Regions from separate parts of the Mus musculus genome. Here region 2 is linked to region 1. Evidence: chromatin contacts called from ENCODE Hi-C or POLR2A ChIA-PET data. All regions are on one chromosome and are shown on one strand. The core of a region is the stretch at or near the end of the contact, and the rest is flanking DNA. Distances in the headings are between cores, read along the strand shown.

Region 1 (3,451 bases), core at 421-2,920:
CCTGGGGTGGGGGTACCTTGAGGGGAGGGAGCTACCTTGGGCCAACAGGACCCAGCTCCACCCACCCTGTGCTCAGGAGCCCTGGAAGGAGGCTTCCACTTCGACCTCTCTGACGGCGCACACACTTCTCCTGGACATTTCTTCCGAGTGGTGGCCCAGAAGCAGGCACTCCTCTCCTTGGAGGGCACCCGGAAGTTGACCGTCTGTCCAGGTAGGTCTGCATGCTGGCTAGCCGAGGCAGAATGGAGGATGGTAGCCCAGGACCCTTGTCTGGGCTCCTGTCAAAAGCTAACAGGCTCCTCCATGCTTCACAGAGTCTGTGCAGCCGCTCAGCAGCCAGAGCCTGAGCGCCAGTTCCAGCACAGGCGCTGACCCTCGTCACCTGCTCTACCGGGTGGTAAGAGGCCCCCAGCTTGGCCGACTCCTCCATGCCCAGCAAGGAAGTGCAGAGGAGGTCTTGGTGAACTTCACCCAGGCTGAGGTAAGGGCCTCACTCCTCAGCCACCACACAGACCCCAACCTTACCTCAGGTGGCTGCCAGCTGGAGCATCCACCTCACTGGCAGCTAGCTTCTCTGGATCCTGTCCCAGCTCAGGGTTAGGCCTCCAGAAGGAAGCCACAGCTGGATCCCAGAGGCTGACAAGGGCCCAGGAAGGAGGGCCAGAGGCACCCCAGCGGCTGGTGAGGGCATGAGCTCACTTAGGCTGGACAGTTTGGGATAAAGTTGAGCTTGGGACTCAGGAAAGATGCCAGAGAATGTAAGCAAGCTGGATGCAGATGAGTCCCAGGCAGAGTGGGCCAGTCTGAGGGACACTGAGATCTACTCTTCGGAGCAGAGTCCCTAGGGCACACCAGGACCACCGATCAAAATTATAATTTCCAGCCGCATGTTGAGGCTGACTGAGCGGCTGAGATGCCAGGGCTGTCGGTGCTAACTAGTGTGAGCCAGCAGTCATCACTCTTCACGGATTGGTCCCCACAGGGTCTAAGGCACTGTGAGCAGCTCCTCTGGGCTACGGTAGAGCAAACAGCATGCTTGGTGCTCCCACCTAGAGGCCACGTGGTCACAGCATGACCCCTATTCTTTCTACATGAGCAGGATCCAAGAGAACATGGCTGGCCCTGCCACTGGATCTGCAGCACTATGGTGCTGCTCCAAGAACTTTCCAACAGGGCTTACCCTGACCCTTGAAAAGGGCAGGACCCACCTCCGGGTCCCTTTCCAGCACTCAGAGGCCTCCTGGGCCCCACAAGTTCCTTTCTACCCCATCAGGGTGTGCGCTCCTCCTGAGAAGTACTGGAACACAGAGGGGGGAGGTGCGGGGTGTGGGGGAGCAGCTCCCACCCAGCAGGTAGCTCAGAGGAGGAAGCTGCCTTAAAGAGGGTCAAGTAAGATTCCTCAGACCCTGCACTTCTTTTGCTTCTTTGGCTTCTGTTCTCACTTCTCCCAGGCCCTAGCATCTACCATAGCCCCTTTCTGACCCCTCCCCACAATGAAATCTGCCAGTGGCTAGGGCAGCTGTATGTCCTGAGTCACTGGGAGCCTTGTTATCAGAGTCCTGGAAGGAGGAGAGGCTGGGACAAAGCCACGGTGCCCCTCCCCCACCCAGCAGCACACACACACCCCCCCCCCATGCTCCAGTAACACGAAGGACACAAGGCTGTGGCCACCAGGGGGCCAGACTGGCAGTGCCACCCAAGAAGGCTGGAAAGAGGCTACGTGGCACAGACACCCTCCTCCCCTGGCAGAGGTCAGGCAGCAGTAGGCAGTGGATTGACAGACAGTACCACTGCCCTTCAAGACACTGGGCTAGAAGGGCTCAGGTAACCTCAGTTTGTAGATAAAGAAGTGCATATGCAGTCTGGTGACTTTTATTCAGTATCATGGCTCGTAAGAAGCAAGACCAGGATTAAGCCTTGAGTTCCCTTCACCTAAGGATACTGTCCCCGCACCTGGCCCGAGTTTTGCCTTTTGCTCGCTAGGGCCTTCTCGTACAGGAGCACCAACAGGCAGCCAGGTGTCACGCTGACCTCCACCACCACTGCTGGGGGCAGGGGAGGGGCTCCATTTCCCACCATGCCCACCAGCAGCCTAGACTAGAGGTTACTTACAACTGACAGCCTTCAATCCTTTAGGACACATCTGGCCCACATCAGTTGTCACCGCTGAAGCCTTAGGAAAGTTCTCAGGAACCTGATAAACCAATTCTTTAAAAGCCTGTACTCCTTCTCGAAGCAAATCGCTGAGGGGACGCCCCTCCCTTAACGCAGATCAGCTCCCGGTGTAGACAACACAACCCGACTGCAGCGCTCTGGGACTCTGAGATGGCTCACTCACAACCACCCCACTCCGTTTCTGGTTTACTATCGTGCAAGCCCTGATTTGCTGGAAGGAAAATCTTTCTGCGTTTCCCTCCTAAAAGGGGAAAACAGAGGTAGAGCATGAGGGTGTGTCTTGATCAGAAGGGGCAGGAAACAGATTTCTTTACAGAAACAAAGAATACTACTTGGGCTTGAACATAAACTCGGAGGCCCTAAAGAATGGGTCATAAAGTTGATGTGAGGTCTCCTGGATACCAATGGAGTCTTCGTGATCAGTTAGTGGAGCTGATGCAGCAGTGAGCAGAACTGGCCTCAATCTGGCACAGTGGCACACACCAGCGTCTTGGGAGGCTGAGGCAGGAGAATCACTCGAGCTTGGGAGGTCAAGGCCAGCCTGGGCAACATAGTAAGACCCTTGTTCAAAACAAAAGCAGGAAACTAATCGAATGTTTTCAAAGGCTCACCCTGTGTTAGGACTGTAGAGGCGGTGGGCCGAGGCCTTGAGCAGAACAGGAGCGAGAAAACGTTTGCAGTAACCCAGGTAGGACCTGGGTGGGGAGGGAGAAAGGAGCTAAGGAGCCAAGGAAGTCTCTGGGTTTTCCCTGAGCCACTCAACAGCAGAGCTGCTGTCATGGCGATAGAGTCTCAGGTGAGGCCACTGGGGCACATCTGGGCCTAGCTACAGAGCTTGAAACATTCAATAGACATCAGTGGAGCAAAAGACACAGGTGGATATTTGAGACTGGGGTTCCGGTGAGAGTAAGCTGGGCTGTAGATCCTGGTAAAGACCATTTGAGGCTCTGAGATTGCATGGAGTAGGTAGGGCAGGGACTGACCGTGCCACAGGATGCTGGGGAGCAGGACCCGCAGAGATGATGAGATCTGAGGAGACCCAAAAAGAACATCACATCCCGGAAGTTTCATCTTGTCAGTCGATGCTCAGCGGTCAGAGAGACCTGAGCCAGTCAGTCTCTGGCTCTAATGCACAGGGCCTGTTAGTGCCATTGATGACATCATGGGAACAAAATCCTGAGTGGATCGGGCTGAGGATGTGTGGTGGCAGTGGACACTATTCTTGGGGAATGTTGCTGCAAAGAAAAGAGGGAGGTGGCAAGTGCCAGCTGAGAAG
Region 2 (3,451 bases), core at 572-3,071, 34 kb after region 1:
CAGGGAGCCTGCAGGGCTGTTGGAATAGTCCACATGGTTGGTGCTGATGCCAGGACGGACAATCTCGACGTAAGAAGCAGGGAAGAGCCCTGTCTCCCCACGGCTGTTCTGTCCCTGCAGCCAGCCGTCCAGTGAGGTCTCACTGAAGATAACCAGCTCTTCGTCCTGCTGGATACTGATTTCCTCCTTGTTCTCACTGTGGAAATCATAGAGGGCTCGGCCTTTCAGTGCCATGGCTCAGCTATCTGTTAGGTCAAGACTGGAAGGAAAATGCCTTGCCCAGATTCAGGATGTTCAACAGGGTGTCCAAAAAAAAAAAAAAAAATGTACTTGCAGCTCAAAGTCTAGTAAGCCCTACCAAGTCCTTTGGGCAGGGCCTCAGCATGCACAGATGCTGTCTAGCTGCCTTTTGGTCAAAGAAGTGTCCATGGTCCAGAAACTGCCTTGGGGTATCTGCCTGTAAGCAGGGAGGGGTTGGTCATGGCCACAGTCTTTCTCCTCTCCCTTGGCAGCCCCTGGAAAGGAGCGGGTCTCTCCCTCCTCACACACCAAGCAGAAAAGTCAAATGACTTGAAGAAAGCAGCTCTGCTAGAACCAGAACGAGACACACACTTTCCACTAAAACAGTGTTGTACAACAGAAGAGATTTACCCTCAGACCACGGTCCCAGGAACGCAGGCAAGGTTCTGCCTCCTCTGGCTCTCCGTTCTTACTGGCTCCGGCTTTGGGAGGCTCTCACATTCTTCTGGAGATCTGCTCCTTCCTCCTTCCTCTCTCCTCCCGGGCCACCGCGTCTTCAAGAATCCAGAAAATTCAAGAGGGGCAAAGAGAATAACAGCAGAGTCCTGAACCAATTCCAAGGGTGGATGTGTCCGGCCTCCAAAAGAGCCAGGCCAGGAAAACAAGGGCCAAAGCTTGCACAACCGGCTGAAAACTACTCGACCCAGGGGGTGCGACCCCGTCTCGCTAGCTCTGGTGCCCTCTTCCCGCCCTGCAAATGGCCAGCCCCCGCCCCCAGATAACAAGGGGGGGCGCGACAAGCAGCGCAAAGAACTTCTGGCCTCTTTCACTCAGTGCCTCTTTTGTTTGCCTAATTCCTCGGCAGTTTCAGAGTATGAAGCTGACCCGGATCAGAGTCTCAGAACCCCTGTCCAGAAGTAACGCTAGGAGAAACCTCCACCATCACCACCCCCCGCCCCTGATGTGCCCCGGAACACTCAACAGCAGTCAGTAGATAGAGCTCTGTCGAACAGATGGCGTAGTCGGGTGTTTGTCAGTCCGTCCGTAGGTTCGTTCTCCGCGATGCCCTCTGGATCCGACCCGAGAGGGACTAGCTGAGCCCCAGCTTCTTGCCTCTTTGCCCCTCACTCGCAGCCCTTCAGCGCTGCCAGCAGGAAGCCAAGTCCAAAACAAACATTCACCCTCCCTTCAAAAAACTAAAAAGAAAAAGAAAAAAGAAAAAGAAAGAAAGAAAAGAGAAGGGGGGAGGAGTCCAGGAGATGGCGTTCCGAGGAAGGAGGCTAAAGCAGTAGGGGAGGTGAGGGGTGGAGAGAGAGGGAGGGAGGTATGAGGGAGGGAAAGCAGGCTACGGAATTCAACAAACTCTACCGCACTTCCGTGCGTCCTGGCCGGTCAGGGACCGCACAGCTCCGCCCTCCCGCGGCCAGGGTGCCACCGCCGGCCTTCCGCTCACTTTCCTTCTGGCGGGCGCCCTCCCTCTCTCCGGTTCAGTCCCGGTGGCCGGGATCCAGGAAATGGACCCGGGAGTCGGGGAGCTGCGAGCTTTCAGCAGCCCAGTTGCCGGCGCCCAGAGCCGCTTCTCGCTCGGATTGGATCGCCGCGTGGGGGAGCTCGCCAGCCGCCTTCGAGCTTCGCCTCCTGGACTTGGTCATCCATCTGCCTTTTCCGTGACGCAAGTGCAGGAAAACTCCGAAAGTTTGCGGAGCGCAGTGGCAAGGAGGGAGCTATAAAGGCTAGGAGAACCGCCTCGGCTGCAGGGGAGCAGAGCTGCGGACTCCCTTTTCCCAACCTCCTTTCCCGCCACGCGTACTTCGATCTGTCTAGGGGCTAACACAGCTCCCGGGTTGTTCTCAGATGGTGTAGGCAGCAAATTGTGACCCTGGTATCCCGCAGGTGATAACCGATGCTGTAAGCAAGATAGGGAGAGGAGCCCTCCTGCCTTCCGCAGCTCCCAGAGTGTGGGGGTGGGGTGCCAAAGACCATGTAACTTCTTCAGTGACAAGTTGCAAGTTTAGGCACAGGCGGGTTCTGGGTTGCTTTGTCCTTTCGCGGGAGCCAGATCTTCCTTCCAGGCCAGCAGCAAATAGCAAGGAGAGAGGAGTGGTCTGGTAAATAGCCTTTAGGCTTCCAGGATTCGACCCTCCACATTAGGCAAAACTAGGTGTACTAAAGACAGGAGTTGTGCTGAACTCTGGAGCGAATATAACAGCTGGATTGCTGCTGTGGTTTTTAATTCACACTGTCTGTCCCATCATTAAGTTTATATTCCAAACAACAAATTAACCGAAACTAAGATTATCGTCTGGAAGGTCATAAGTATCTTCACAGAGAAGCAAGATGTTCCAGCCTAGTGTGGCCAGTGTCGTGCAAAATGCTTGGGAAGGCACTGATCCCAGCCTAAGTGGAACACATATCAAGAACCTTCCAAGCCGTGGTCACCCATTCCTTCAGTCCCAGCACTAACAGAGACAGGCAGATCTCATGAGTTTGAGGCCAGCCTGGTCTACAAAATGAGTTCCAGAAAGCTAGGGATACATAGAAAACCCCTGCCTCTCTGTCTTGTCTCTGTCTGTCTCTCTTTGTTTTTCTCTCTCTGTCACACACACACACACACACACACACACACACACACACACACACACGCACGCACACACACACACCTCCTCTTCCTCTTGGAGCCCTAGAGCCTTATTTACCCAATCTTGCTAGGGCTTCCTACCTCCAGGTTACTATTGTTCTTACTTATTGCTGATTAACTGGTATAAAGTAGTGCTGCTGAAGGTTGGGACATTTGGCTGTTTTGAGGGTCATGACTCCTAGACCTCTGACTCCAAAACTCATAAACTTTGACTCCCTATGAAGGATAACAGCTGGTCGTGATGACACACACGGGAGACTGAGTGAGTGCCAGGCCAGCCTGTGCCACATCTAGCAAGATCTTACCAAAAGTTAACCAAACAAACCGGGAGCTGAAACAGCACTGTCATGAATTGGAGGCTGGACTCCAGTCCCTTTCTTAAACAAACAGACAAACGAGTGGTGGTGGACACATTTAGTCCCAGAATTTGGGAGACAGAGGCAGGTGAATCTCTCTGAGTTCTGGGCCAGCCAAAGATACATAGCAAGACTGTCTCAAATTAAAAATTGAAAGATCTTGAGCATGCCAAACAGTCTTAGCACTTGGAAGGCAGAGATCACACATCTGAGGCTA

What was found. Hi-C counts contacts between places; a loop is a spot of excess contacts on that map. ChIA-PET counts read pairs that join two places held with the same protein, here RNA polymerase II (POLR2A).
Region 2: a map of heart shows a loop between it and region 1 (5-fold over the local background). The contact joins the promoter of Snx33 here to the enhancer-like site in region 1. A Hi-C loop is called at or near these places in 16 of 37 maps with a recorded cell type or tissue (CH12.LX, gastrocnemius, heart and 2 more). POLR2A ChIA-PET finds 5 or more read pairs at or near these places in 3 of 5 experiments (Patski and embryonic stem cell).

Annotation. Positions count from the first base shown.
Region 1 is chr9:56,892,541-56,895,991 of GRCm38, forward strand. Cspg4 (chondroitin sulfate proteoglycan 4) reads left to right here. Exons shown (of 10, transcript NM_139001.2): 7 at 77-211; 8 at 315-481. Among named protein-coding and RNA genes, the nearest start is that of Cspg4, 29 kb to the left of the region's middle. Within about 2 kb of position 1,671, at least 1 of the 3 ENCODE cell types and tissues checked has a DNase peak (open chromatin) inside an H3K27ac peak, as active enhancers do; it is heart, where a contact is called at or near this core.
Region 2 is chr9:56,926,550-56,930,000 of GRCm38, forward strand. It overlaps Snx33 (sorting nexin 33), which reads right to left and starts at 1,822. Exons shown (of 2, transcript NM_175483.5): 1 at 1-1,822. The coding sequence starts at 234.